Linked DNA regions of Homo sapiens: region 2 is linked to region 1. Evidence: chromatin loops called from intact Hi-C (ENCODE). Cell type or tissue: heart right ventricle. All regions are shown on one strand. Each heading gives the region's core, and the rest is flanking DNA. Links, peaks and the distances in the headings are about the cores only. Region 1 holds the start of LINC01048 (long intergenic non-protein coding RNA 1048). Region 2 holds the start of LINC00547 (long intergenic non-protein coding RNA 547).

Region 1 (16,115 bases), core at 2,928-10,927:
CAACTCTGTGTTCTACAATTTAACCATTGGATTTTTTTTCTCTTCCTTTCTTCCCCTGCTAATCCATATGCTAAACATCAAGGATATGTAGCATTTCAGATCTCAGGTTGGAGTGTTCTGGAATATATCCACACTGGCATCACCCAGTGAAGTTAGCATAACAGTTAAGACTGTGTCCCCTGTCTTCTACCTAGCTCCTAGCAGGCACTCATAGCTCCTACCCTCCCTCGTTGGTTTTTCTAACCTGTCCATATCTTTATAAATGGTCCTCCTATTAAGCTGCCCTAAGAGAGCTGATTTGAGTGGACATCTCTTTCCTGCCAGGACCCTAATTGGCAAAAGAAAAAAAATACATGGTTTGCATCTGAAATCAAGTGAGTTTCTTAATATTTCATCTTTTATTAGAATTAGCCATATGATACTGACACAGCTGGACAAATATGGGTCTCTCCTACAAGGGCAGGGTCCTTGCTCCATGGCACAGAGCAGACCTATGCGCTTGTCCTGTATTCTTCCTGTTTCCAAGAAAAGAGTAGCTCAGAAAGAGCCGCACAGGACATGCTCAGATACTCCTAATCTTAACAGTGAAATAATTCATTTGGAGAAAGGAATAAGAGGTGGGCAAGAGACCAAGAGCGTCAACTCTGGGGACAATTCACTGCATGGAAAAATGAAACCAGAGAAGTGGAGACTTTCCCCTAATAAGCCAAGTACACAAGAAATCCTATAAACCAATGAGAAAAAGATAACATGAAATGAAACTTCCCCAAGGATATGAAAGGCAGTTGACAGAAGAGCAAATTTGAATTATCAGTTATGTAATTCCTAGTTCAACATGCTCATTCACTATTCCACTTATTTTTATGAGATCATATTATTAATGAAAGTTAGTTTTCTATTTGGTGTCATACTAAATTTTTTTTAATTGCCCAATGCAGTCACAGGTAACATACAAGTCAGTTCCAAACTTTAACCTATTCTGTCATGGCTTAAACTTTTATCTTCTTAATTTAGCAATGACCTTCCCCTATCCCTGACTATAATCTTACTCCTAATAATGAAAGTAATATAGGGCTTTCTATATGCCAAGCAATGTTCTATGTGCTTCACATGTAACAGCTAATTTAACCTTCACAACAATTCTGTGAAGGGGATGGTATTACTCTCATTGATAGAGGAGCAAATTGTGTGTCCAAAGTCAGCTGGGATTTAAACCAAGGCAGCACGGCCCCTGAGCCATGATCTTAACTATGACATCATATTGCCTCTAATTTACAACTCATTCTTGGCTTGAGCAGCATCCAACCTGTTTTAATAATTTTTCCCCATGACTTGAGCAGCATAAACACTACTTCAAGTACAAAGAAAAATACAAAGTCTCTGATGATAAATTTAAACTATGGTCTAACCCAATGTAAATACTATGAAGAAAAATTGTAGGCATTGGATATTTAATTGTAAGACAACAGATACTATGATGTAGAGCCAACATTTGCCTCTATCTTTGAGTTCTCCCAGTGTTTGGGAAAGATTTAGAAACACTTCGTGGCTATGGGAAGGGGAATTCCAGACTGGAAATTGAGTTTGGACCCAGCAGCCTATTTAAGGAGACAGAAGTTATGGCCTCTACAAGATTGCCCAGGGAGATAAGTAATGCAGACCAAAAAAGGAGCACTAGCTCTCAATGCTGGACACCACCAAACCTGTGAAAGCATTTCAGCAGTCAACCAAGACCACAGGAATGTGGTGCTTCTTCCCACGACAAAAGATGATTATGTCTTAAGCAAAAAAGTCAGAGGTCCTCAATATTAGTACTTAACTTAAAAATCACCTTTCTCTCTCTTAAATATATTTACAAATTGCATTAAAATTGGCGAGAGAGAGAGAAAAAAATATTGAAAGAAGAAAAGAAATAGAAAATGTAGATTGCCACTACTTTTTAGAGATATTTGGGGGAATTTTCAGCAAAGATGATAAAAAATCCTCTTGTAAAATGTAAATTTTAATTTACATTTTAATTTTACATTTAATTTTCAAGACAAATTAGGTTCTTATTAGTCTTGTTCATTATTCTGAGTGTCCTTATTGCATGGAAGAGTGCCTGGCATAGAGACACTCCATACGATTTGTTGAATGAATGAACAAATGAACCAGGTTTGGCAGACCAGGATCCACAAAGTAGTTCTATTTTTTTCTTAAACATAAACCTTACCCCTTTTTGGCTAAAATTTTTAGGATTTTGTGGGTGAAGATGGTATTTTGAACCTAAAAATCAGCCTGATCTCAGCTGATCAAAATGTTTTCATAGATGCAAGACTTCTGTTTTCTTGCCAAGAATTATTGTTTCTTTCTGTAAGTCCAGTGCACATACCTTCTTTTTGCATCAACACCCTTAGGCCTATTTTAGTTTAACAATGAGAGCTTCACCAGTAGAACACACACACACACACACACTCTCTCTCTCATTAGCTGCTAATTAACTAGCCCTAGGCTCTTAATCACTTGACAGAAAAAATAATAATCAATCTATTTACAGATTCACAGATGCATGTGTTTATTTGTGGAAATGTCTGGTTCCTCCTGCCAGGGCAAAAGTTCCACTTTACAAAATGCTTCTTTAATTTCACCCTTGTTCAGAGACAGAGAAACCCTTCAAGAGCCAATATACATCTAAGGAGCCATCCATCAGCCAAGTAAATGAGAAACTGAAAGCTTTTCAGGGCATTAATTGAAAACACCTTGGAATCAGCACAGAAATACATTCGAAAGTGTCCTCTCTAAAACCCGAAGCCACTGACTACAAGCATATACTAATAAATCAAAGCCATATGCTACACCTTGTCTATAGTTTCAAAGCGAACTGTGTGTTGTGTCCTCACTTTCTTCTCAGAGGCTTCCCAGGGCCCTGTCCATCATGTCCTGGCAAGGCAAAGGTAGGCACCAAGGGTAAGAACCCATTCATGTTGGTTAATGCGGCTTCTAAATCAGGTGGTAAGCTAGTTAGTGTGGGCATGATGACTGGCACAGTGCCTGGGGCAGAGCAGTACTCTCTGTTTCTTTCACTCTTACTATGCCCATTTAAATACAAGTCACTCTCTTTCCCAAAGCCTCCTGTTTGAATATTTTAAAGTAATTATAAGATTGGAGTTAAAAGTCAATGTTTTGATTTCTCTTGATTTTGTTTTCAGCTTGTGATAGGTTTATTAATATGACTAACCTGAGTTGGTTAAATATTACCTGAATATTAAGATGAATGTACTATTTAATTATATAGTTCAAATGGGAGAGGAAGAAGATTAATTTTGCATTATTTCTTTCTAACTAACATGCATTAACCTTATATTAACACTAATACTATAACAAATACTAGCATAGCATCCTCCTTAGTCAAATTTGCCTATTTATTTACCTTCAAATATCTGTGCCTTTGCTTGTGTCTCTGTCTTGAATGACTTGAAACCTGATCGCTGTCTTTATCTTCCAAGGAAAATGCATGGGAACCGGCAATATGACCCCAGTCCACAGTACATTACCAACAACTCTCTTCTACAGACTGTGTACTAAACAAACATATGTTACACTCATTTTTTAAGAGATTCTTAGGTACTCTATTATCTGCGTAATTAATTGTACAGAGAATGTTTGGTCCACTGATGTTTTACTGATTATTTATAATAATTTATAATAAATATAAACATGTATACATTTATATTTTTATATAAATACTATATTTATAATTATATACATAATTTATAAACACAAAAAGCCAGAAACATGATTCAATATGTCTTTAATCACTGACCCACTTTTCTTAACGTGGGCATTATACTAAAGGTTACATGGGATTTCAAGGAGGATCTTCAGACAGCGTGGAAACTGGATAGAAGCAGTCGCTTGAATGATTCCAACATTCTTCAATAAGATACTATCAGATATTTTTGTAAAATAGAGCTGGCGCCTCCGTTTTTAGATCTTGATGTCTGTGTACAAGATGTCTAAACTTTTCCGGGAAAAAAAAAAAAAAAAACAAAAACAAAAAACTATACAACATCTGGAGAAAAACTTGGAAAAGCATGATACAAAACTAAAATTCCACCAGGGAATATGTGAAAAAAACACAAGAAGTTATCTACTTCAAAGTCTCTTCCTGTTTCTTACAGTTGGTGATCTTTGAAGCTGCCTGCAAATGAACACATCATGCACATAAGTCAATTTCTTCTTAAGGCAACCAGTTTCCATTAAACCTCAATTGAACAAGAATCCTTGCCAATTCATTGTTTGGCAATGAAGGGAATGATTGTGGTGAAAATCACAGGATATTAAAACAGAAGTTATTTTCAGCAAAATCTAGACTGGCACTTATTTTTAACCCTTATACCTAGAAAATAATATGAGATCAAAGTTTACAATGTATTAAGCAAAGCCTACATAAAAGTTATTGATGATTGATGTTTTACTGCTATAGGTGACCCCATAGAGATACATTTCTTAAAATTCTTAGAGTTTAGTTACAGGATAATAATATCAATGAGTTTGGAGAAATAGGCTTCAATTCCTGCTTTCTGAATTGTTATTCACAACTATCCTCAACTACAGAATTATGTACTGTGATGGAGGAAATTGTAACAAGATGGAAAAATAAAACAAAGTCCCTTTCAGAGAAAGCCTTGTGCATATTTAGAGGAAAGATTTCGAAGCTAAAATAAACCAATTATGATGAAAAGGACTTCCTGACTAACAAAAGGCTGTGAAGAAATTGCCCTGTATATGAAAAGATGGAGGATTTGAGGTTCTGAGGAAAAATAAGAATGACAAAATAAAGGATCCAGTAAGAAGGGATACAGAGTGACCAAAGGGAGGATAACGAAAACCAGCAGTTTTGTTATGATGGCAGTGAGAACTTGCAGAAAATAAAAATATTTAATGAGGACAAGGTTTTGTGGTACATGGTTTCACCCTCTCTCTTTCTCCTACAGAATCTTCATTTAAATCTGTATCATTTTTGGTTTAGTGCTTTGTTTGAGCAAATTTAAAGTGAAAAGACATGAAAATGTTCCTATCCAGCTATACAAAAAGGAAAAATCCACCCCAGTAAATGCAGAAGCCACGGGTTAATAGTAAAAAGCTTTAATCTGGGTCACAGTGAAATGAATCTGATCAATCATCATAACATTACCTTCCCTTTGATACATTAATTGATCCTCATGGTATAATTTTTCTATAACATATTTATGTTTCTATGTTATCAATATGCCTTTAGGCACACACATATACATGCAATCCACTTTAATTTTTTAACCTTTTTCCTTCTTGTACAATTCAGTAAGACTATAACTAAAACATGGAAGATAATAATATACCTCAAGCCAAGCATACATTTTGTATGAGAAATTGAAATAACTAAGGCAGCACGTTTTAGTCTCAATTATCTGAATTCTTTCTCAATTTTCATTTTATCCTGTAAAAGAAGAAGGGGAACAGACAGAAGACAGTTGTAGACTCTCTGGGGGTACTGATCTCACCTCTTCTTTATTTCCTGGGGAAATGCTGCTTTTGGAAGTGGCTTCCTTTTCAGCATTAATTTCTTATTTATAATGTGCCAATGAGTCTTGTATTACACTTAATATGGGAAAAAATACAAAATAAGCACTGTGCAGAATATTTGGCAAATGAAGCAAAGAAACCATTTTTTTTCTAGTGTCTCAGACAGGAACTGAATGAAAATCACATTCTTTATACTAATAGTCACCAGAGCTTCAAGATGAATAAAGATTTAGGAAAGTAAAAGATCCACAAATAAATAGACACTACATTCATGTAAGAAAACTATTAAGTAACTATCCTGGACTTCCAAATAGCATTCTGCCATAGAAATGTTTAACTTCCTTGATGCTATCACAAGTAAATAAATAAATAAAAATTTTAAAAACACAAGCTTTAAACATAGCTTTCTGAAAATATAAAATGAAAGGAAATAGCAAATTCATTTTCTGATAGACCCAACATAAAAACCAATGAGTATAAAATATGGAACATTTCTACCTATAAATGGAAGTTAATTTGAAATAAAGGTAAAATCAGTTAAAAAGAACAAAATTATTAAAAGTTATGGGAGACATACTTTATTATCAAAAAATGTGTCAAGCTTGAGAGTTTCAATTCATAACACTTGTATTTCAAGTCAATTATGTATTATAATATTTAAAAAGGCCAATGAGACCTTCAGGAGCAGTGAAAAATTACAATGTATGAAAGAAAGAAAATTATTATCCTATGTTATGTTGCTGAACATTGTGTTAATCTTCCCTCATATTAAGATAGCTGTGGGCAAATGGAGATGTAATGAAATGTTAGCAACTAAGATGGTGTGGGACACTACATCACATGAAGGGAAGTTGACAAAATAGGGTGCAGAACCTGGACAGAAGACTTAAGCAAAAGCTGAGGAAAAGAGAGGGTAGTTTTCTCCAAGTGTCAGAAACACTGTTACATGAAAGAGTTACACCTGTTCTTCTTGTCTCTATAAAGGGGATCTGGGATCCACATAAGAATGTTTCAAAAGTCCAAACTGTGTCATCATGGAATGGGTAGTCATGTTAGACCTCTTTTGCTTATAAGTAGTAAAACAAAAAGAGAAAAAAAGAGAAAGGTATTAACCACACAATTGAGAAACCCAAAGGTGGAGCTAGCTCTAGGAACAGAGGATTTAGAGGTTTCAATAGCTGCCATCATGCTGTCCATTTCTGTTTGGTTTTTGTCTTGTGTTTGGTTTCTTTCTCAGGCAGTCTCTTGATACACAAGAGCAAAGAGGGCCTCTGGAAGCACTGGGTTTACCAGAGTTTGCAATCAGAAAAGAAGAAAGTGGCCCTTTCTCCTTCATCTTCCACTTGACAGGTGTGATGGAGAACCATGACTGGTTCCCAAAGTGGTCACTTCTTGGACCAGTGACTGTAGATGGGGGATGGATGCTGTGAAAGGCCTACCCTAGGCTATGCGTCTGCCCCTAAGAGCCCGGCAACCATAACTGACATCAACAGAACCACTCTGAGTAGAAGAGAAGGCAATGAGGAGCTGTGAAGCAAAAACAAACAGGCAAAACTAAACTAAACTAAACTAAAATAAGAAAGGATATGTACCATGGCTGCTTTGGAAGGCAATGAATTTCTCATCACTGAAAATGTTTGAGCAGAGGTCTAATAACAATTTATAGATAGAAGGCCACAGCACCCCTTCTGAACTGTGGGACAAGTTCTCCCTCATTTACTTGTCCAGCACTTACAACACAGCAGGCCATATGAATAGCATGGTGCACAAAGTAGACAAGATCCCTGCTTTGCAGTAGCCTGTAATCTACGGTCTCTAGTCCATAAAAAGAGAATATGCTTGTCACACAATATGAGTGTGATTAAAAGAAAAGATGTATGTGGAAACTGGCCGTTACCGAACACTATATGAATATCAGCTATTAGAGAGCACACTTGCTATGTGAACACTGGCGTGGGTAGAACAAGCTCTAATTCCAACCACACCTCTTTGGGGAAGTTCATTGTGTGAGTTGAGGTAAGTCACTACCTCTTTGTAAAGCTCAATCTTCAAATTCGGAAATGAAATGAAAGTGGGTGTAAACTCACTCATACATTCCCAAAAACCCAAATAAATTTAAATGATGAAATAATGGAACATTGCCTCCCGGATCCTAATTCTTAAAGGTTCCTTAATACTACCATTTTATTGTTTGAGTGAGTGCCAATTTTTCCTTTAAAATCTGTCTATTCAATGAAGGCAGCCTAAGATATAAGAATTCACAATTAATCTGTGGAATTCCATGATTCATTTTGAGTGAAAAAAAGTGGTCAAAGTGGACAGCTAATCTTTTTTATTGTTTTTTTTTTTTGGTTTTTGGGGGGTTTTCTTGGTGGAGAGGCACTTAAGATATTGGGCAGGATGAAAAAATAAAAAGTTGCTCACCATTCTCTTAGGTCTTTAGATTTGCCCTGGTTGTTTCACTTACAGTTTTTCCCAGACACATGTGCTATGTTGTGAAAGCCCCTGATGTATGATAGGAAATAGCAGGATTAAGAGAAACCTCTAAATTAGATAGCATGTGGCACAGCCTAGTTTCCAAACCATCTGAACGGGAAGGTCGGTTTGGCAGGACTCAGTATGCCCCACATAGGACTCTTTACATCTTTAAATCAGCCACTGGCCAAAGGGAAATTTCCCTCAATCTCCAAAACATTGATGTCATATCAGTATTCACACTCACTTTCACTTCGTTTTCAAATCCGAAGGTCGAGCCTTAGAGGAAGTGAATTACCTTACCACAAGAATAAACAGAAAATAATTTGCAGAAATTTCCTCTTCTCCGAGGGAGGCAAATAGGATGTAGAAACCCTGCTCAGCTGACTGAAATGAAAAGTGCAGGAGCAATCGCCAAAAATCTACTTATGTGAGGACATTTAAATTGCATGAGCAACCCCATCCCTAAGTAAGGACAAGTGCTTGGGAATTAAACACCAATAAAACAGCAAAGCCCATTGTTTTTCCATGTTCAAAGATATAAAGGAGGCTTCTGAGTCAAAGGTTGTTTATTTGATAGGGAGTAGGGGATTGAGATATTAAGTGTATTGTTGACCAGTGGAGTTGGCAGTAAGTTTTGGTGTTTTGAGGTTTTGTTTTTTTTTAATTCCCAGGTTTCCATTACTGCATGCTCCAGTCATTTGGCAATGAGTAGCCACAAATCACTTTGTAACAATAAATGAATGTCTTGTCTAAAGTCTGCTTGTTCCTTGCCTGTTTGCATTATTCTCCAACACAACATTTTTTTCTGGTGAGAGAGGAAAGATGTGTGTGTACATGCGTGCGTGTGAGAGTGTGTGTGTGCACCCACATAGGTGTCTATATTCCATTCTGTTTTGAGGACAAGAAAAGAGTGATAACTCAAAAACAAAAGCAGTATCCTTTAGTTTTTCAACAGTTTCTACAGCTCAAACATTTCCAATCATAAGTGACCCTACTTCTTTTTTGACAGAGATATTCTATTACTTCATAGCTATGTTTTCAAACTTTTTCCTGACCTTGCACACACAGAACACACAAGGCTGCTCCTGGCTGGCAGTGATCAGCTGCAAAGGTGCTCCTCTGAGGGGGATTGGGCAGGGCATCCGCACTTTGATTTCAGATACTGGGAAATGTCAAGCAACTCCTTCCAAAGGAGCTAGGGTGCACATTCTTTCTCTGAAAACCATGTTGCTAATATGATCACCTTACAGACTTGCATCCTCTTTCTCATTTCAAACACATTAATTATCCATATGTTTGGAGTGAAGTTCTTTATGGTTTACCACAAATATAGGCTGTATGGTTTTCCACAAATATAGGCTGCCCTGAACTAGGTGGACCCATTCCTGTAAGTTGCTGGATCTCTCTCCAGAGGCATTGTCTTTGAGGGGATTCCATCCTGTATAATTTTGCTGCATTATTCTGCAATCAGGAAACAAGCAGGTGGCTCTCAAGTAAAGAACTGATGCCTTACAGATTCATAGGACTTATTTCAAAATCAAGTATCAGGAAAAAAGGTAATATTAGGTAATTTTGACCAAAGAATCAGCAATTCAATGACAAATACATATAGGGATGGTGATATGGTTTGGCTGTGTCCCCACCCAAATCTCATTTTGAATTCCCACATGTGGTGGGAGGGACCCGGTGGGAGGTAATGGAATCATGAGGGTGGGTCTTTCCTGTGCTGTTCTCATAATAGTGAATAAGTCTCATGAGATCTGATGGTTTTTATAAAGGGGAGTTTCCCTGCACAAGCTCTTTTCTCTTGTCTGTCACCATGTGAGACATGGCTTTCACCTTCCATCATGATTGTGAGGCCTCCCCAGCCACATAGAATTGTGAGTTCATGAAACCTCTTTTTCCTTATAAATTATCGAGTCTCAGGTATGTCTTTATCAGCAGTGTGAAAACGGACTCATACAGATGGGTATTGTGGTTTTAGGATTTGTAACAGGAAAGAACTAGTGTTTGCTAAACATGGCCTGTCCCCTGCCTAGGTGTCATGAGAGCCACCCTTCCCAAAGTAGCACTTGTGAGCAGAGGTGATCAGAGGGCTTTCTGAAGAGTGAGGAGGTGAGGACACTGCATTTGTTGGGCAACACTGTATTTGAGATTTTTTTCTTTCTAAGTTTTTGTTTGTATACACTAGTGACTTCAGAGGGCCAAAAAGAAGAAAAGGGAGTGAGACAGTCGTTAAGACTCCTAATCCCGGCTTATTTTTACTGCTTCTCAACACAGCATTGCAAGTGGCTGATTTGGTAAGTATGAATGCAGTAGACAAAAATCTCTGTTCTTAAAGCATTCTTGCTAATGTCAGAATATTTTCTGAAAGCAGTTTTGGCCCATGAAGCAAATCAACCTACAAAACTGAGGCTGTGCTTTTTCATGGCTTGTTCATTCTTGCTGCCTCATTCTTGTGCTTTCTCAAACTCTTATTACATAAAGCTCAAGATTTCAACAGATTTTACTCATAAATTATATCATACTAACTTGGTTCATTTTGAAGGTAAAACAGACTTAGTTAAATAACATATTTCAAAGTTGATTCTGATCATTTAAATGTTTGTGGAAGTCCTCCAATTATTTATTTATTTTTTTTTATAGAGTCTTGCTCTGTCACCCAGGCTGGAGTGCAGTGGCATGATCTCGGCTCACTGTAACCTCCATCTCCCAGGTTCAAGCAATTCTCCTGCCTCAGCCTCCCAAGTAGCTGGGATTACAGGCACCTCCCATCAAGCCTGGCTAATTTTTGTATTTTTAGTAGAGACGAGATTTCACCATGTTGGCCAGGATGGCCTCGAGGTTCTGACCTCATGATCCACCCGCCTCAGCCTCCCAAAGTGTTGGGATTACAGGCGTGAGCCACCGCCTGACCTGAATTTTTTTTTAAATGACATTACCATTTGTTGCTTTCATTGTTTCCCTGGGAAATGATGTTCTTATATTTTAAAGATGCTGGTCAAAACTTGAAATTGCTTTCACTTCTTTTTTTCCAGCTGAGTGCTTCCAGAAATAGATTATAATCCACAGTGAACCCTTAAATGCCTCTTTAAAAAAATTGACTACGACTTTATTCCAAAAAATTATGTGGCCACTGTTATAAAATTTTGACTAAAAAGATGTATAAATAACAAAATGCTGATAGTAAATAGTTGTGCCTTAAAAATATGAAAAATAAAAATGTATTTCACACACACAGAGTTAAACCAAACTAGAATTGGAGTGAGCTGTGTCTGTCATCATTTAAGAAATAAGTAAGAAAATCTTAATTACTGCTTATTAGAAAATCTCATCACAAAATATTATTTACTTACAGCTCATTTGAAATACTCATAGCTGGAGACAAACACAACTCTCATTCTAGTTCTTTGGACTTTAAAACTGAAAACATCTGAGAAGAAAACCCTGCTGGCTTTCTTCAAATGTCACAGCAGACTTAATTGCTTTCTATAATTAAACAAAAACCAACTCATTAGACAATCTGTGAAACCAGCACTTATATGTACTTTCAGCAAAGTTTGTGTGGAACAATCATTAAACAATTAGTTAAGTTTCTCTCTTGCATGGCATCCGCACACATGGACAAACACATAGGTATACAATGTACACATGGTTGTACAAGGAATGAAAGGTATCTTTGTGTGAATATTTATAAAGTTCCTTTTTAGAGAACCCAGATTTAATAAAATGTCATGTGCAGTAGAATATTTGGAAAGGCCCATATAAAAAAATCAAAGGGCCTTATTTTCTCAGGTGCTTTCACTGGCAAGAAAAAGAGCTCTTTCTAAATGTTCAGAGGTATACAGGATTTGAGTTGAGAAGAATTTAAATAATCTCCAGCTTTTGATATCATGGTGAAATATAACATTCTCCTAAAAATGTTGCTGAATATAATTGCCAAAAATATGACTAGACTCAGGATGAACAGTTGTTCCGAATATGGATATTCTTATTTTCTAATGCGGAAATAAGAGAACATTAAAATGTTGTGAAATGTATGGGATGGAATATCACTTCATCAGTGCATACTATTGGGTTGAAGTTTCTGGAGAATACTTTGGTATTTGTGCCAACCTCAGACTCTTTAGTGAAGCACTTGTTTTTTTCTTTTATTATTGCCATGGTTTTCAGGTTATTCTCCTAGCTAATGATGGATGCTTCTTTCCAGTATTTTTGTATATTCCCTTTTATGTCTCCTAATCATTCCCCAGTCAGTTTAATCATTATCAGTTGCTATTGGGACTGTGTTAGTTCCTGATTCTATCAAGAAAAGCCTTTTCTCTTTGCCTATTTAAGAGAATTATTTACAATTTATAATCCATCATCAGCTGTCTAATTAGAATACTTGATTTTCCCCACCTTACTTCTTCACCCCCAAAATCACCTGGTCTAATGTAGTCTGCAAAACAAAGCATTCATCACTTTGAGCCCACGCTGGGCTCTCTCTGCAATGTCCTTCCAAAAACATTTCCTTTAGTCAAAATGACTGATTCACTGCAGCTAAACACACCCATATGGCCTGCCTCAAATGCTGACTTTAATAAATTGGCCAAATGAAACATTGAGAATGTCTATATAGTGAGAATACTAACATGCACTTTTTAACAAATGACTGGAGTGTGGTTTTATTGAAAATTACACTGGTAAAAAGAGAGAGATACAGGAAGGGAGTGTGTGCTCATGCATGGGTGGCCATGTTTCCACGGAAACACTTGTTTACCTCATTAGTCCATTCTTTCCTTTCATAGTAATAGAGTTTTTATCTAGATCACATGACCTCTCAGGATGGAGACTATATTTCTGTTTACCTTGCAGATGGATGTGGCACGTGACCAAGTTCTGGCTAATGAGATGTCTGAAACTTAAAGTGGAAGAGATGTATCATCTCCTTTTCCTTGCTCCATCCTGCTACCTGAAAAATGGATGTGGTGACAAGCCCTGGAAAACCACAAGGATGAGAACAGCACTGGAGAGATGGTGCAGCGCATGATGCAATTGCCTAGGTATCTGATGGCTGAGTAGAATTTCTCTCCTCCGACTTTTACATGGGAAGGAAATAAAACTCTATTTTGTTTGAAACTCTGTTATTTTAGGTCAATGTTTTAAGTAGCTGTAGCCATGTACTAATTCTTTCCACGAACAGCCAGGTTTCGCATGATAGCCTTCAGACATCTGAGAGTCACGGCATACACAGTTCTGATAACCTCATGTTGTTATTGCTCTCAGGAACTGACTTGCACTTTGGCTAAACCATCTGGACCTTCAAGCTGAAAACTGAAGTCATTGCTTCAATGTTACCCAATGGATTCTATTACTGGGGTACACAAAGAAAAAGGAGATGTAAATGGGCCTGAGGGAGAGTCTGAGTGCTGGACCTGAGTCAGTTCAGAGACATGATCACAGAATCACATGAGACATTTTGCCAAGTTTTACCAGGGACAAAAGCCAAGGTCTCTTGAATCTCAGCCTAGTGCAGGCATCTTTCTCCTGATGTTTCATCCTTCTTAAAGAACTATCAGAAACCAAATCTTTAGTATAGGTACCTAAGATATTTTTCTAGCTTTTCCCTTTTGTTATTTTCTATTTAGCTGTGTTTCTCCTTGTCCGTTCTTTATTTACTAAACTTTCTATTGAATATCTTTTCTACTTAAAACTAGTCCCATGATTCAAAAGCGGCCCTTGTCTGGCCTACATGGTGAAACCCCGTCTCTACTAAAAATACAAAAATTAGCTGGGAGTGGTGATAGGCACCTGCAATCCCAGCTACTTAGGAGGCCGAGGCAGGAGAATTGCTTGAACCCAGGAGGCAGAGGTCGCAGTGAGCCAAGATCATGCCACCGCACTCCAGCCTGGGTGACAGAGCGAGACTCTGTCTCAAAAAAAAAAAAAAAAAAAAAAAGAGGAAAAAAGAAAGAGTGTGACACAATTTATCAAATATCACCTTGATTCTCCAGAAGAGATCATTATCTTCCTCTGTTCAAGGACTTTGTTTTCCTAATGATAATAATTTAACTTGGCTCCCTGCCTGATCTGAACAGCTCACTATATACTCTGACCATTTTCTAAGTACATAGAGAGAAGACAGCTATATAGATTCACACTGTCAAATGCAGCATCCATTGTCTATTTGACAATTGTGAGAGTTTTTTTTTTTAATGGAATCATTTATATTATTTTGGTCCCTGGCTGTATTACATATTCCCCTGTATTATTTGTCTGCAATTATTTTAAGCCTTTACAAAAACTATTTTTCAAGTATGGCAAAACAGTTTTTGAATTAAACTTACAGGCTTTTTCTACCATGCACTGCCTCAAATTCTGAGCCTAAAGAGCAAAATGTTGCTGGAAAAAAATTTATATACCGAGTTGACCTGGCCCATTTCCATTTCCAACCACATGGGAAAGCAGAATTTACTGTTATTATCTTATTAAATATAATGTGGCCACAAGCTACATCTGTTCTTAAAACTGTTCATGTATTGCCTAAGATTTTTTTCTCCTTTATCTTTCTTCTTTCCCAACAGTAACAATCTCATAACTGCTTCAGAGAGAAAAACAAGATGATCAGCTCAAAACACTCTCAAATTCTATTTAAAAATGCCCTCCCTCATTTCTTTTCTCATCCATCTACTCAAAGAGCATTTCCGTCATCTATTAGATATTTATTGAGTATTTGGGCACTCTAGGAAAGAAAATAAGTATTTCTCAATCACAAATACGAAATAAAGGAGTCTCCTATCTGTTTTCAAGGAGCTATAGTCTCTCAGGAGAAAGTCTTCATGTACACAAATCATTAATATAGAATACAGGAAGTTCTGGGTGTCATCAAGAGACATATCATTAAAGCCACTAAAGAAGAGCAGAAACTTGAAAAGTCATAGTCAGTTTCAGGGACTGTATGTGATCTGGGCCCAATGTAGTTACAATTTGAGAAAACAGACATGGGAGGAGAGAGGTTTTCCAGAGGAAGGAAAAAAGTTGAACAAAGTAATGAAGGTAGAAAAGTATATAAAATGTGCAGAGATATCTTCCAGTTAATCTGGCTTCTCTAATGCAGTAGAAATCTGAAGGAAGAGAGTGAGAGAAGCAAATGTAAAAGACAAATTTGGGTCTGTAATATTGGGCTAAATTGCATAGATTTTATTTATTTTGAAATGGTGAGCCATTGATGGTTTTCTAGTAAGTCAGAGGTATCCAGAAACATTAATCTGACAGCTATCTAGAATGAATGGGAAGGGAAAAATTTGAAATCAGAGATAGCTTGGATATTCCCTATACTAACCTAAATAATAGGCAAAGGAAGCCTGAGAGAGGCGTAGGAGAAGAATAGAGGAGATGGATGGATACAAGGAAATGTAGAAGATCCAGGATTTGACAACTTCCTTGGATTGAAAGAGAGAGAGACAGGCATATTTCCACTCTAAACCTGTTATTCTTTTAAATTGATTTCATGGATAACATTGATATTGATTTATGAACCTAAGTTATTCTTTTAAATTTATTTCATAGTGTTGATTTATGCCCTATTCTAATTTCTAAATAAGAAGTTGCTGAAATTTCAGGAAAGTAGTAAAAAGAAAGGCAATTCAAAAACAATACGTGAATTCATTGAGCCAAGCCAATGGCAAAGTCATATTAAAAATACATGATGAATAGTTCCCTTATTCAGTATAGAATAGTAGCTCAGCAAAAGGGTGCTCTGTTTACAATACAAACAATGATAAAAAGAAGAAACATATGCATCAGAGTCAATGAACCCTATCTCAGTCTGCTTCCTGTTGCTTATAACAGAATACCTGAAACTGGGTAATGTATAAAGAAAATAAGTTTATTACTCACAGTTATGGAGGTGAGGATCCAAGGCTGAGGGACCACACCTGGTGAGGGTCTTCTTGCTTTTGGGACGCTGCAGAATCCCAAAATAGCACAGGACATCACCTGGAAAGGAGGCTGAGCATGTCAGCTCTGGTCTATCTTCTACTTATTAAAAAGCCACCAGTCCCACTCCCATAATAATCCATCAATCCATTAATCCATGAATCATCTCTTCA
Region 2 (16,115 bases), core at 5,328-13,327, 49 kb before region 1:
CCGAATATTTCCAGCAGCAGCAACTCTTTGTTTCTCTGAGGTGGAGCTCCCAGAGGCAACTGAAAGCCCCACTACAACTGCCACTGCAGTGGTACTGCCCTTGCTGCCCTCAGACCAGGGAAGAAGCAAAGACCCTGAGTGCTTTACACACAGATTCAGCAAGATGCAGCCACCCTAATGAGGAGAGGAAGTCTGTCTTTCCCAGGTCTCCCCCCGCGCTCCACCCCACTGCTGCTAGTCACCAGGCAAGTCTCTCCCAGCTTGGGCCTATAGCACAGATGCTCCATCCTGGGCCAATCACACTGATTGATAGTGGCTCCACATCTGTCTGTGGTGGACCCCCAAGAGACAAATGACCACACTAGTTCTCCAGCAAGGGTGGTTCTAGGGCTGAAATAGCTGAAATGACAGAAATATAATTCAGAATAAGGATAAAAACAAAGATCATCAACATTCATGAGAACATAGAAACCCAATCCAAGGAAGCAGAGCATCACAATAAAATGTTACAGGAGCTGAATGATTTAAAAAAAAAAAAAAAAAAAGCCATCATGTAAAAGAACTAAACTGACCTGATAGAGCTGTAAAACAAAGTAAAAGAATTACATAATCCCAGCACTTTGGGAGGCCAAGGCAGGCGGATCACGAGGTCAGGAGATCGAGACCATCCTGGCTAACACGGTGAAACCCTGTCTCTACTAAAAATACAAAAAAATTAGCTTTGCATGGTGGCGGGCTCCTGTAGTCCCAGCTACTAGGGAGGCTGAGGCAGGAGAATGGTGTGAACCTGGGAGGTGGAGCTTGCAGTGAGCAGAGATCACGCCACTGCACTCCAGCCTAGGCGACAGAGTGAGACTCCGTCTCAAAAAAAAAAAAAAAAAAAAAGAATTACATAATGAAATTGTAAGTGTTAACAGCAGAATAGACCAAGCTGAGGAAAGAATCTCAGAGCTTGAAGACTGACTCTCTGAAATAGTCAGAAAAAAATGAAGAAAAAAGGATAAAAAAGAATGAACAAAACCTCTGAGAAACATGGGATTATGTAAAGAGAGCAAACCTGTGACTCACTGGCATTCCTGAAAGAGATGCGGAGAAAGCAAGCAACTTGGAAAACATTTTTCAGGATATCGTCCATGAAAACTTCCCCACCCTTGCTAGACAGACCAATATTCAAATTCAGAAAATGCAGAGAACCCCTGTGAGAACCATCTCCAAGACACAATAATCAGATTTTATAAGGTCAAAATGAGAGAACAAAATGTTAAAGGAAGCTAGAGAGAAGGGGCGGGTCACCTACAAAGGGAAGCCCATCGGGCTAACAGCTGGCCTTTCAGGAGAAACACTGCAAGCCAGAAAGAGATTCAGAGCTTATATTCAGCATTCTTGAAGAAAATAATTTCCAACCAGGAATTTTGTATCCTGCCAAACTGAGCTCCATAAGTGAAGGAGAAATAAGATCCTTTACAGACAAGCAAATGCTAAGCAAAAGCAAATGCTCACCAAACCTGCCTTACAAGAGGTCCTGAAAAGTGCACTAAATATGAAAAGAAAGGATGATTACCAGTCACTAAAAAAACATACATAAGTACACAGACCAATGACACCGTAAAGCAACCACACAAACCAGTCAACCTAGTAACAATACAATGATGGGATCAAATCTGCACATACCAATATTAACCTTGTATGTAAACAGGCTAAATGCCCCCAATTAAAAGACACAGAGTGGCATGCTGGATAAAGAAGCAAAACCCAATCTTACACGCAGTGACAGCATAGCCTCAGAATAAAGGGATGGAGAAAAATCTACCAAGCAAATGGAAAACAGAAAAAGCAGGGACTGGTATCCTAATTTTAGATAAAACAGACTTTAAACCGACAAAGGTTTTTTAAAAAGATAAAGAAGAGCGTTATATTGGGTGAGTGCAAAAGTAATTGCTGTTTTTGCATTGTTGGAATTTGCCATTTGGTATTGGGATATATTGCCAAATAAATGTGGTTATGTTATACATCATTTTAATGGGCATTTCTCGCTTTATGGTTTTTTGCTAATGACTTATTACTTGCTCTTTATGTTATGTTTATTTTAGGCTATGGAAATGATGTTAGACTAAAAGAAAATGTGAGCGATTTTCTTATTCAAGTTCAAGATGGGTCATAAAGCGATGGAGACAACCTGCAACATCAACAACACATTTGGCCCAGGAACTGCTAACAAATTTACAGTGCAGTGGTGGTTCAAGAAGTTTTTCAAAGGATATGGGAGTTGACAATGACAAATTGAGAGTGATCATCAAAGCTGATCCTCTTACAACTGCACAAGAAGTTGCTGAAGAACTCAATATTGACCATCCTATGGTGATTTGGTATTTGAAGCAAATTGGAAAGGTGAAAAAGCTCCATAAGTACCTGCTTATTGATGCCTCATGAGCTGAACAAAAATAAAAAAACTTGTCGTTTTGAAATGTCATCTTCTCTTATTCTACACAGCAACAATGAGCCATTTCTCAATTGGATTGTGATGTGTGACAAAAAGTGGACTTTATACAATAACCAGCAATGACCAGCTCAGTGGTTGGACGGATAAGAAGCTCCAAAGAAAGAACTTCCCAAAGCCAAGCTTGCACCAAAAAGAGGTCATGGTCACTGTTTGGTGGTCTGCTGCCAGTCTGATCTTCTACAGCTTTCTGAATCCCATTGAAACCATTACATCTGTGAAGTATGCTCAGTAAATCGATGAGATGCACTGAAAACTCTATCGCCTGCAGCCAGCACTGGTCAACAGAAAGGGGCTGATTCTTTTCCATGACAACATCTGAATGCACATTGCCCAACCAACACTTTGAAAGTTGAACAAATTGAGCTATGAAATTTGCTTCTCACCAACCAACTACCACTTCTTCAAGCATCCCGACAACTTTTTGCAGGGAAAATGCTTCCACAACAAGCAAGATGCAGAAAATGCTTTCCAAGAGTTTGTCAAATCCCAAAGCACAGATTTTTACACTACAGGAATAAACAAACTTATTTCTCATTGGCAAAAATGTGTTTATTATAATGGTTCCTGTTTTGATTAATAAAGATGTGTTTGAGCCTAGTTATACTGATTTAAAATTCATGGTCTGAAACCACAATGACCATTGCACCAGTAATGGTAAACGATTCAATTCAAAAAGAATACCTAACTATCCTGAGTATATACACACCAAACATAGCACCACCCAGATTCATAAAGCAAATTCTTAGAGATTTATGAAGCGACTTACATTCCCACACAATAATAGTGAGAGATTTCAACACGCTACTGACAGTATTAGACACGTAATAGAAGCAGAAAATTAACAAACATCCAGTACCTGAACTGAACACTTGACCAAATAGACCTAATAGACATCTATAAAACTCTCTACCCCAAAACAACAGAATATACATTCTTCTCATGGCTACATGACACATACTGTAATATAGACCACACAAAAGGACATAAAACAATCTTTTGCAAATGCCAAAGAACCAAAATGATACCAACCATGTTCTTGGACCACAGCACAATAAAAATAGAAATCAATACAAAGAAAGTCACTCAAAACCATACAATTGTATGGAAATTAACCTGCTCTGGAATGGTTTTTTGATAAATAATGAAATTAAGGCAGAAATCAAGAAATTATTTGAAACTAATGAGAACAAAGATACAATACACCAGAATCTCTGGGACACAGGTAAGGCAGTACTAACAGGGTAATTTACAGCACTAAATGCCCCCGTCAAAAAGTTGGACAGATTCCAAGTTAACAACCTAACATCACAACTAGAAGAACTGTAGAAGCAAGAATAAACTAACCCCAAAGCTAGCAGAAGACAAGAACTAACCAAAATTAGAGCTGAAGTGAAGGAAAGTGAGATGTGAAAAACCATACAAAAGATCAATGAATGCAGGAATTGGTTCTTTAAAAAATTAGTAAGATATACAGACTGCTAGCTAGACTAATAAAAAAGAGAGAAGATCCGAATAACACAATTAGAAATCAAAAGGGGGACATTACCACTGACCCCACAGAAATACAAAAAAAAAATATTAACAGAGACTACTCTGAACAGCTCTTTGCAGACACACTAGAAAATCTAGAAGAAATGGATAAATTCCTGGACACATGCAACTTTCCAAAGCTGAATCAGGAAGAAATTGAATCATTGAACAGACCAATAACGAGTTCTAAAGTTGAATCAGTAATAAAAAGTCTACAAACCAAAAAAGCCCAGGACCAGACAGATTCACAGCCAAATTCTACCAGATGTAAAAGAATAAATAACTGGTACCATTTTTACTGAAACTATGCCAAAAATTGGGGAGGATTAATTTTTCACCAGCTCGTTCTATGAGGCCAGCATCATCCTGATACACATCAATTAAAAAAAAACTTCAGACCAATATCCTTGATGAACATTGATGCATAAATCTTCAACAAAATGCTAGCAAACTTAATCCAGCATCACATCAAAAGCTAATGCATCATGATCAAGTAGGCTTTCTTCCTGGGATACTAGGTTGCTTCAACATACGCAAATCATTAAATGTGATTTGTCACATAAACAAAATAAAAACAAAAACCACATAATTATTTCAATAGATGCAGAAAAGACTTTCAATAAAATTCAACATTCCTTCATCTTAAAACCCCTCAACAAACTAGGCATTAAGGGAACGTATTTTAAAATTATAAGAGCTACCTATGAAAAACCCACAGCCAATATCAAACTGAATGGGAAAAAGCTGGAAGAATTCTCTTGAAAACAGGCACAAGACAAGGATGAAAAGTCCAGTGGTATCAGGAACACATGGGCATATACATGAAGACTTTAAGAGTGTCTTAGTGAAGAGCCTGCCTTCTAGTCCTATTCTCCTGTTTGCTGTATTTCTTTTATTTTTCCGTTTTCCCTGAATCTGGCCTTTGCTCCCATTACTATCCTTTGGATCCTTATGATTTGCTTTTTAGACTATGGCAAGTTTCCCAATTGGACTTCCTACTTAAAGTGTCTCTTGGTCTTATTTCATTTGTAAAAATTCAATTCATTTTTATTTCTAAAACTCAGTTCTGATAATGTCACTCCATTGCTCAGTGACTTTGAACACTTTCACTTAACTATAGAAGAATGTCTACACTTCTATTCAGACATTTAAAATGCCCTTGGAAAATTAATATTAACTTAACCTCATTCTAAGAGTTGACAAATACTGTGTATGCTGACATAAATTTTATTACTCCCCATTTCCTAGATGAGCTTGGTATAATATTTCCGATGTTTCTTTCCTCTTTATGTTGAAGACTCCACTCAAGTCCCACGTCGTCCCAGGCACCCATGTGGATATGCCCAGACAAACCACCCCATCCTCTTCTGATCTCACAGAGTGCTTTGGTGAAACCTCTCTTTTGTCACATATCTTAGCCAATCTTGTCTCTCTCCAGAATTAGTTTGTTCAGCAAACATGAAGCTGTATTATCATGCCATCTTTCCTAAAAAATTTTAGACTTTAGATAAAATGCCACATTTTCTTCTCATCCTTGTATCCCCATGGCTCCTAACGTTTCATATGGATTACATTTAATGAATGACTAAAACAAATTTATTTTAAAATTTTATTAAAGGCCTTTCAAATATTTCTCCTGAATCAGAATTGTAGTGTTTCCAATTGTGGCTCCGTCCAATTTCTCTCCATTTGTAATAAACATTCCTAGACAACAAAGCTGTAAACAACACATTCAGAGGAAAAAAAAAAAGTGGTCTCAGAATCTTTTCAAGCTGTTGTCAACTGTACACATCTGGTGGTGGTTATTAGTCACAGGAAAATGCCTAAGAGTTTACAAGTTGTATTTTAGTTAGTTCTCCTTCAAAGTCTCTCCATGTTAGCCAACCATTATTAGTCCCTGACTGTACCAGCCCACTCCATGTACACACACGTCGCTTCCTACTTCAAATCTTCCTGCTTGTTCTTTATACTGGTAAAGTGAGAAACTATAATCAATCCCAGGTTGAACACACTCTGAGAACTCCAGAACTGTATTTTCCCTTCACATGGACATATTGCTTTAAATTCACACCAGATTTTTGTTTTGTTTTGTTAAGGATTATTTGGCTCTTAATAATGTGTTGTTAATTAACTGTTATTGCATTTGGCAAAATGATAGCCCCATTATGAAACTGATCTCCCTAGTGCAGATCCAACTCTAAATACAAGTTACTGATAACTCATGAACTTGTAGAGTTTTACTCTTCAAATACTGCAATTAATACCTATTCTTAAGCATAATAATAGATTCTTGTCACATATATGCACAGAGTACACCAAAGTGCTTGGACACAGAATTCAGAATTATTCCAAATTTATTGTGGTATGTTATTTCTCTCAATTTCATGAGTCATGACATATAGGAGATAGAAAAAGTTAATTTAAATGTTATGTTCTCACATCATCTAATTGGATATGACATATTACTATTTTTAGCTGCATTTCTCAGCTTTTATATTAATGTATTTATTAGGATCCATTAGCTTGCAAACAACAGAAAATCAACCCATAATAAATTGAGCAAGACAATAAAGTGTTAGTTTATATACAACTAAATACACTCAAATAGCTGATAGATGTCAAGGAAGAGCTGCACACCACAAATTTAGGAATTGGGACTGGGGATTCTATCTCTTTCTAGTTAGATTTTTGTTTTTTTATTTTGTTTTGTTTTGTCTCTGTATGTTCCTAGGGTATGGAACATGGCTACTGATAATCTCAGTCCATAAACCCTAGATGAAAATATTGTTTTATATGTCAATGCCAAAAAAAGGGAGAGCAATTGATCTTCCACCAGTTACGTGTTCACTCTTTGGACCAGTCATTCTGGCAAGAGAATGTGGTGATAAGAATGCACATAACTTACCAAGACCCAGATGTCTCACATAAAACAGCTACTGCAGTGCACAACAATCTGTAACATGTTGAGGACTTCTGTGTTAATGTCATGAGAGGCGGTGCATGATAATATAGGGAAGTAATTAGGAGAGTCCATTGTTTCATGGAGATAGTCAGGTTTGGATGAGCAACAGGGAAGCTTAATAGTGTGATAGTATTTTAACATATATGGTTAGGTAAAACTCAGTTCTTAGGTATCAAGTGGGTTAATAATAGTTCAGATATTCTCTCAAGAGGTGAAATGTAGCTGCCTCCTCATCTGTCACTGTAGATGTGTTCCCCTCCTATGCAGCAATAACCTCTTTACCTAATGCCCCTTGTATCTGCCTTCCCTGCTTTTTTAAACAGTTTTCCTTGATCCAGGGAAGGAAATGTAAGTCATAAAATTATTCTAATTTCTTACTCTCTTATCTTTTTTTTCTTTTTTTGGCTGGGACAGAGTCTTACTCTATCACCCAGGCTGGAGTACTGTGGCACAATCTCAGCTCACTGCAAATTCAACCTCCCAGGGTTCAAGTGATTCTCCCACCTCAGCCTCCAGAGTGGCTGGGACTAAAGACACATGTCACCAAGTATTTTTGTAGAGACAGAGTTTCACCATGTTGCCCAATCTAGTCTTGAACTCCTGGGCTCAAATTATCCTCCCACCTAGGCCTCCTAGTGCTGAGATTACAGGCGTGAGCTACTGCACCCAGTCATATTCTCAAATCTTTTAAACCAAAATTTATTCTCTTAGAACACAGCACTCCTGAAAATACAAGTAGCATATGAAGTAATGAAAATACAAGTAGCATACATCAATTATGAAAAATCATCAAGTCCTTGTTTAGTCATTTTTATAGCTGAGTATCCTTTATTTATGCCTGGGTGATCTAAAAAGCTCATTGTTATCTATTTCTTTTATTTTTTCAGCTCTAAAATGTTTTAATGGAATATATAATTCAAAGGGGAATTATCTCTCCTAATTTAGAAAGTACTTGGAATTTATTTTTAGCAACAGTCACCCAAAACATAAGATTTAACTTCTTATCCAAAGACAAATTTCTGAAGAACTGCTACATCTATATTAAGTCACAAACTGAGGTGTATACAAGCTATTACCTGCTTAGTAGATTACTATTGTTTCTTGCTATACTCCAAATGTTCGTGTCCTTCTAAAATTCATGTATTGAAATCCAATCCCCAATGTGATAGTATTAAGTGGTGGGACATTTGGAAGGTGAGTAGATCATAGGGATAGGGCCCTTGTAAATAGGATTAGTGCCTCTGTAAACTCTTGAGATCTTTACAACCAATCAAATGGATATATCAAATAAGTTTTTGAACACAAGAATTTACAATTCAAATAAGAAAATTTAACTAGAATAGCTATAATCTGTTCATGTATAGCCACACTGATATTTTTTGGAATTATAAAATTAATTAGATTAGGCCGGGCACGGTGGCTCACGCCTGTAATCCCAGCACTTTTGGAGGCCAAGGCAGGCAGATGACGAGGTCAGGAGATAGAAACCATCCTGGCTAACATGGTGAAACCCCATCTCTACTAAAAAAAAAAAAAAATACAAAAAAATTAGCTGGGCGTGGTGGCAGGCACCTGTAGTCCCAGCTACTGGGGAGGCTAAGGAAGGAGAATCACTTGAACCCTGGAGGCAGAGCTTGCAGTGAACTGAGATCGTGCCACTGCACTCCAGTCTGGGCGACAGAGCAGGACTCCATCTCAAAAAAAAAATTAATTAGATTAGGAGACAAATTAGAGAGAAGAAAGAAGATATATGGATACCCTGAAGAACTTCAGTAGCTGGAGATTAGTAAGAAGAGGAACATCTAGGACAAGAGATTGAGACAGAGAAGCAAAAGAGATGGGTAAAAAACCAAGGTCATAGTTTCAAGGGAAGCAAATGTTTCCAGAACAGAGTGAGCCAATGATGGCCGAAGTACATCCACTGATTATTCCAATGTAGATGTCATTATGGGCCTTGGCAAGGGAAATATTGGGAGCAGAATCCAAGAGTGGATTAACAGATAAAGGAAAAGCAAGACAATCACAGCAGTGTAAATTTTGAGAAATTTGCCTTTGAAGGGAACAGAAAATGGGAAGTACTTGGAGAGGGCTAAGGAATCATGAGAGGTGCTTTCTTAAAGAAAAACATATGAATATTTTTATTGAAATAATTCATTAAAATATATAAATTATAAGTATTACATGAAGCAAGATACTTCATGTTATAAACTGTTCAGGAAAATTTTCTGGGTGGTAGAGTAAAAATATATCTAAAATATCTTATTAAAATCTTCCACACATCCAGATGAGGCAAATATGGACTCAATATTTTGTTTCCATAATCTTTTCTTCATTAACACTCTCATGATTTTTTTTTACCATAATTTCTCACCTGGATTACTGCATGCTATGGTTTGAATGTGCCTTCTCCAAAATTCAGGTGTTGCTAATGTGAAAGTATTAAGAAGTGGGGACCGTAAGAGTTGATTAGGCCTTGAGGGTTCCTTCCTCAGGAATGAGATTAAAGATCTTATAAAAGAAAGAGACTTTATACAATGTTCAGCTAGCTTGCTCTTCCACCTTCCATCATGCGAGGTCACAGCAACAAGGCACCTTGGAAGCAGAGAGCAGCTCTCACCAGACAACTGAATTTGTTGGCACCTTGATCTTGAACTCTGCAGACTCCAACATGGTGGGAAAATAGTTTTCTGCTCTTTATGAACTACTCACTTTCAGGTATTTTCTAAGACACTACATTAGTGTCTAATTGCCTCCAGCCTCTTGCTTCTTTGCTATCAATAATTTTTCAAAATCACAAATATGATGTCTCTTATTTAAAGTGTTCACTTTATCTTTTCGGGATAAAGGGTGAACTCCTTCCTCCAGCTCTTTATAATCAGCCTCAATCTCCTAAATATCTTCTCTCACTTCATTAATCATGCACCATTTTTCCAAACTACAATAATGTATTCAATATATCCTGACTCTTTCCTTCATACTTTTGCATATTCTTAGAATACACATTTGCTTAAAATGTTCTTTGCAACAATCTTCAAACTCAAACCACACTCCTAAATACATACACCCTCAAACATAAAATCCCCTTTTATAACTAGTTAACTTACAGTCATCTTTCAACCCTCAACTTAGATTTCACTTCTTCTGATAAGTTGTCTTAACCCACAAATTTGTTTTAGAGGCTGTCTTCATAAAGTTCATTTTACCATAATAGCACTTATCCCACTGTATCATGTCATTTATTTTTTTATCAGAATTGAAAGAAACTAGAAGTCTTTGAGGCAAGTGTAATAGTTCATGGACCTTGTAGCTCCAGAACATACTGCAATGGCTGGCAATTGTGCTGAACATGAGATATAGCAAAATACCTGGAAGAAACTTGGAAAGAGTGTTGGAGAGAGAAAGGAAAAGATTTACAATTTATAGAAGTTTCCCAAGTGAACTTCAATTCTAATATGCTCACCTGTTTGAGAACTACTGGTCTTGGTGAACATCTATTCCTGGGAAGCAAAAGGAAAAAAATACTTCATTATTTTGTTTATGAGCCTGAAATCATACCCAATTAAAATAATACTTTGTTTTTCTTAACATAGCGTCTGCTAAGAATTGCAGATGTCAAATTTTGGCACATTTGCAATAAACTTACTAAACAGAAATTTAAAATTCATTACTTGAATCAGATAGGAGATTGGAAGAAAATAAAAAGTAACATTAATGATAACCATATTTTCTTCAAAATAAATTCCATGGTTTTTAAAAACAAAAACAAAAAAAAACAAGAAAAAAAAACGTTATTCTATATGGTTTGGCTAATCCAGCTAGAATTGTGACTGCAAGTTTTGAAGTGGTATATTTTTACTGTTAAAGAAAAAAAAAGTCTACGGCCGGGCGCAGTGGCTCGCACCTGTAATTCCAGCACTTTGGGAGGCTGAGGCGGTCAGATCACGCGGTCGGGAGATCGAGACCATCCTGGCTAACGCGGTGAAACCCCATCTCTACTAAAATACAAAACAATTAGCCAGGCGTGGTGGTGGGCACCTGTAGTCCCAGGTACTCGGGAGGCTGAGGCAGGAGAATGGCGTGAACCCGGGAGGCGGAACTTGCAGTGAGCCGAGATCGCGCCACTGCACTCCAGCCTGGGAGACAGAGTGAGACTCCATCTCAAAAAAAAAAAAAAAAAAAAAAAAAGTCTACAGCCTTCAACCATTAAATAATACAGGAAAAAACTAGAGAAATTCTTTTGCACAATTTTATATATACATTTTCAAAACTGATTTGGCTTAAAAAAATCTGCATTCTATTCATGTCGGCTTAGTAAAGTGTTTTCCTTCTCCAGTCACCTATCTATACCTTCTTCTATTCTTTCCAAACTAACAGTAGGCAACAGAACCATCTGCCTGCTATAAATACATTCAGAAGTTATTCCTCAAACTCAGATTACCATTTAAGGGCAAGGGAAAACAAGGAGTATATTTAAACTTCTCATTCTGATTTGTTTATAGGTCATGAACTTACAGAACTTGATTACTTGATTGTCATTTTCAGAATTATTTGTCATAATGCTATGCTTACTAAATAGTTGGTTTTTGAGAGAACATACCATCTTTTTATAGAAAAACAGAATAAAACCACAGTAAAATATTTAGAATTTTTAACATCTTTTGAATAATATAATTCTAGAGCTACGATTTTTAAAATGAAGCAAATTGAATTTCATTTTCTCCTGCCTTTCCACTTTTGAAATGCATCAATGAATTCGTCTGTAATCCACATCTCAGCTTGAGGCCACCTCATTTATTTACCCAACTCTGTCCTTCTCTCAGTCCCCTTCCATATCTAAGCCTTCCTGAATCTCAGCCCATACTCACATCACATACTCGGATCTGAGCCTATTCCTAAGCCAAGCTCAGACATAATGAGAAATGAATTGAGGGATATCATGTTTGATACTCTTTAAAACAGATGTGTCATAATGAGTCAGATCCAAATCACAGAACTCTCAACTGCCGCCATGATGAGATTGCATTATTCCACAAATGACAACAAATGAAGCTTTCCCCCAAGAATGTAATTGAATATAAAAAAAAATAGTAACCATATGGAAAATAGTTTTCTCATTACTGGAAGGAAATTAAGGAAAATTGAAATTATTAAAATTAAATTCATAAAATAATTTTCCTAAAACAATTTCCTCTGGCTAGATACGTATTTTTGAAATACTTGTTTTGGATTGTGATTTGCTTTTATTTCTCCTTTTATATGTTTGATATTTATTTTTTAACATTATTTATGGTCAGGCTTATTTGAGACATGTAAGATCTTCATTTGGAATATTTAGGCAAACACAAGCACTTTTAAACTAAGTTATTCAAACACCCTGGTTTTTTTAAATCCTATTTTTTTGATCAAAATTATACTACATCTTTATCTGTGACACTTAATGAAGTAAAATGGACAATTGGAATAATTATATTAAAAAGTCGAGACTAAATCCAGTTTTCTGTTTCATTGGTACTAAAAGAGCAAGAAAAAAGAGTGAAAAACAAAAAGCAGAAGAAAATGCATTAGAAAATAGCACATTGATCTCCCTATAAATAACTATTGGGTAAGTTCTGCAAAGTGTTTTCTAACCGTGGTTTGTTTTTTTTTTTCAGTATGCAAGGACAACATGTAGACAGGTTTGAATCCCTTTTTCAGTTATCTGAAAAAATAACCATATTGCTTTTGAACATCCACAAATTAAATGAACCATTTTAAAAAAAGCCATTCCATTCTGAGATCTTTGCTTTGGGATCAAGACAATCTAAACATTAGTTGATACTATCTGTACAGGGTTACAAATTAACCACTTTCAAGTTTCAGAGGATATGAACTAGTATACTTAAGCCAAACCTTGAGAAGATGTGAAAGACTATATCGATAGCCATCGATGTTTTCATAATACACACATGAGAAAGACAAAAAGCAAAAAGTCTAGAAACTATATCAAGAAAGCCAATACCAATTGAGGAAGTGTCTGGCTTTAATACAGAATAAAGAAAAAGAACCCGCTAAGAGTTTACAATGCAATGGCACATCATAAGTTACTGCAGTATAAATAATGCATCTCTACCATATTCCATTTCTGAAGAAAAACAGATTTTTTTGGTAATAATCTGTCTTAGTCTGTTTTTTGCAACTATAACAGAAGACCACAGGCTGAGTAATTTATAATGAAAAAAATGTATTGCTTCACAGTTCTGGAAGCTGGGAAGTTCAATAAAAAGGTGTTGGCATTTTGCGAAGACTTTCTTGCTGTATCATCTCATGGTGCAAAGGCAAAGATAGGGCAAGAGAGAAAGCCAAAAGAGATTGAACTCCCCCTTTTTATAACAAACTCACTCTTGCAATAATGGCCTTAATCCATTCATTCTGGCCTCCTGACATAATTGTTTCTCAGTAGGCCCTAACTCTTAACACTGTTGCATTAGGGATTAAGTTTCCAATGCATGCTTTTTGGGGACATATTCAAACTATACATAGTCTGCAATTTAATTGTAGCTATAAAAGTGGAAGCAGCAAAATAATCTTTGTTAATAGAAAGCAAGTTCATCTATTGGAATGGGGTTAAGAGTCATCTATTGTCACGTAAAAGGCATTGGGCAGACTGTCAGAAAACAGTAATGGGTATTTAGAAGAATCACAGAGATAATGGCAAAGAAAGCTGCCAATTTCTTGAAACAGCTAAAAACTTAGAAGCTGTAAGCCTTATTTTCCCAAACTTTGACCTCTTGCAATATAGTTGTCAGTCATTTAAATTCTACATATAATTTAGGCATAACAGTAATATTTTATAGTTAATATTCATTTATATCAACCAACGTATTTACTTTTTTTTTTTTTTTGAGATGGAGTCTTGCTCTGTCACCCAGGCAGGAGTGCAGTGGCGTGATCTCTGCTCACTGCAACATCTGCCTCCCAGGTTCAAGTCATTCTCCTGTCTCAGCCTCCCAAATAGCTGGGACTACAGGTGTGTGCTACCATGCCCAATTAATTTTTGTATTTTTAGTAGAGATGGGGTTTCACCATGTTGGCCAGGCTGATCTCGAACTCCTGACCTCAGGGGATCTGCCTGCCTCAGACTCCCAAAGTGCTGGGATTACAGGAATTTACTCTCATTTTTTCTTTATTCTCTCCCGCTCTTCTGTGTTTTGAACATTTTTTTTTTGCCTAAAAATATCCCTTCATTTATTTTTTTTAGTTCAAGCTGAATGCTGATAAACTCTCTTCATTTTTGTTTGTCTGAAAATGCTTTATTTCACCTACAGTTTTGAAAGATAACTTCACAGTATATTAAATTATAATTTGGTAATTATTTTCTTTCAACACCTAGCAATGTCATTATATTATCTTCTGGTTTTCAATGTTTCTCTTGAGAAATTAATAATTTTTGTTTCTTTAATAGAAATACATCTTGCCTTCAGACTGCTTTTAAGATTTTTCTCAGCCTTTGGTTTTCATTGATTTAATCACTTTATATGCAGGTGTGGTTATCTTGTTTAAATACTCTGGGTTTCCAGAGCTTTGGATATAAAGGTCGATATCTTTCAATGGTTTGGAGAAATTCTTGGATGTTTACTCCTCAATGTTATTTATGATTTATTCTCTCTTTTTTTCCTGGCACATCAGTAAGATGTATGTTACATTATTCTAATAGTAGAATAATGTAATGTCTGATATTTTAGCTCTGCTCTGTGGTTTCCATGCTTTTTACTCTCTCTGCTTATATTCGGTTATGTTTTATTGTTCACTTTTCCACTTTACTAATCTTGTCTTCTCATGCACCCAATTATTACAGGACCAACAATTTCCTATGTCTGCTGTGTAGTAACATACCAATACACTGAGACAGCAGAGTTTACAGCAGAGAAAGAGTTTAGGTATCCAAGGGCAACTAAGCAAGGAAATGGGAGGAGATCCTCAACTCCATGTCCCTGAGGAGTTCTGGGGTCAGATTTTTAAGGGGATTGTGTAGAGTGAGAGGCTGGAAAATCGGGTTCATTGATCAGTCAGGGTAAGGGGGATAAAATCTTCAGCATGTGGAAACTACATTCTTTGGTGAGTCAGCTTCTCACGGCATCCTTCAGACCAGCTTATCTCAATAGTTTCACTGGTATTCAGGACTTGAAAGAATAACTGAAATGGAAAACTTTACATTTCACAATATTCAAGTTGTTGTCTATAGGGCAGTTAAGGTGATCTATGACCTTGTGACAAGGTTTTCATGCTTCTGGGACAGTAGGAAAACAACTATGAGGAAGTGGGTCCAAGAGCAAGCTGACCTAATAATTAATGGTGAGTCTGCTGTAAGCTTGGCTTATCTTCATTTATCTCCCTCCCTTCCTCCCTAAGTTTATAAAGTTTACAGAGGTAATTTCACAATCTACTGATAAACTCATCTATTTACTTGATAATTTTAGATTTTTTTACTTGCGGAGTATCAATTTGATTCATTCCATCAATAAACATCTAATGATATTTTATACTCTCATTTATTTTATACAACTTCTTCTCCATTTTCTTGAATAACTTTCAAACATATTTCTTAAATATATTTAAACATTTATTTCAAAGTCATTGACTGCTAACTACAACATCTCTATTACCTGTGTCTTTACTATTGTAATTTTTTTTATTTGTTATTTATTTTTTCCCCCACTGGTAATCACACTTTTGTAACTATCTGATTATTATAGATATTTGTTCACAGGACAAACACTGTATATAAAAAAAAAAACCTCAGAGACTCCATATGATGTTATATTCCACCAGAGGATTTCTCTTTTTATTTGTTAGGCAATAACTTGAGTTGCTGATTACATCAATTAAATCCAAGGATAAACTATCTCCAGATTGGCTTAGAGATTTAGTTCGGATCTATCTACTTCCAAGTCAACACTATTGTTCTAGCATATACCGCCTTTGTTTTAGAAAAATAAATTAGCAAGTAGCTATCTCATCAGTCTCCAAATTCTGCAGAAGATTAAGCTCTGAATAACAGATTTCCAGCTCAGCTTTCCAACTTCTTACCAATATGGCTTCAAAATCTGGCAAATATTTTGAGGGGAAAATTGGCAGTGAGATTCA

The links. Peaks named below come from ENCODE experiments on the same cell type or tissue, not always from the same donor. Only the 100,000 strongest peaks of a DNase experiment are listed, where the experiment ranks them.
Region 2: a loop joins it to region 1, with 6 times the contacts of the local background. A loop is called at or near these places in 3 of 110 quality-filtered maps.

What each region holds. Positions count from the first base shown.
Region 1 is chr13:37,478,492-37,494,606 of GRCh38, reverse strand. LINC01048 (long intergenic non-protein coding RNA 1048) reads left to right here and starts at 9,823. Exons shown (of 4, transcript NR_125762.1): 1 at 9,823-9,902; 2 at 10,062-10,137; 3 at 10,214-10,322; 4 at 12,880-13,143. It overlaps LOC124903159 (a long non-coding RNA gene), which reads right to left. Exons shown (of 4, transcript XR_007063761.1): 3 at 15,904-16,002; 4 at 3,774-4,180. In heart right ventricle, for the core only: no CTCF peak of the experiment used is centred there; no DNase peak of the experiment used is centred there; H3K4me3 peaks cover 594 bases; H3K27ac peaks cover 4,310 bases.
Region 2 is chr13:37,530,189-37,546,303 of GRCh38, reverse strand. LINC00547 (long intergenic non-protein coding RNA 547) reads right to left here and starts at 11,364. Exons shown (of 5, transcript NR_040244.1): 1 at 11,340-11,364; 2 at 10,453-10,489. RefSeq lists an enhancer at 1-34. In heart right ventricle, for the core only: no CTCF peak of the experiment used is centred there; no DNase peak of the experiment used is centred there.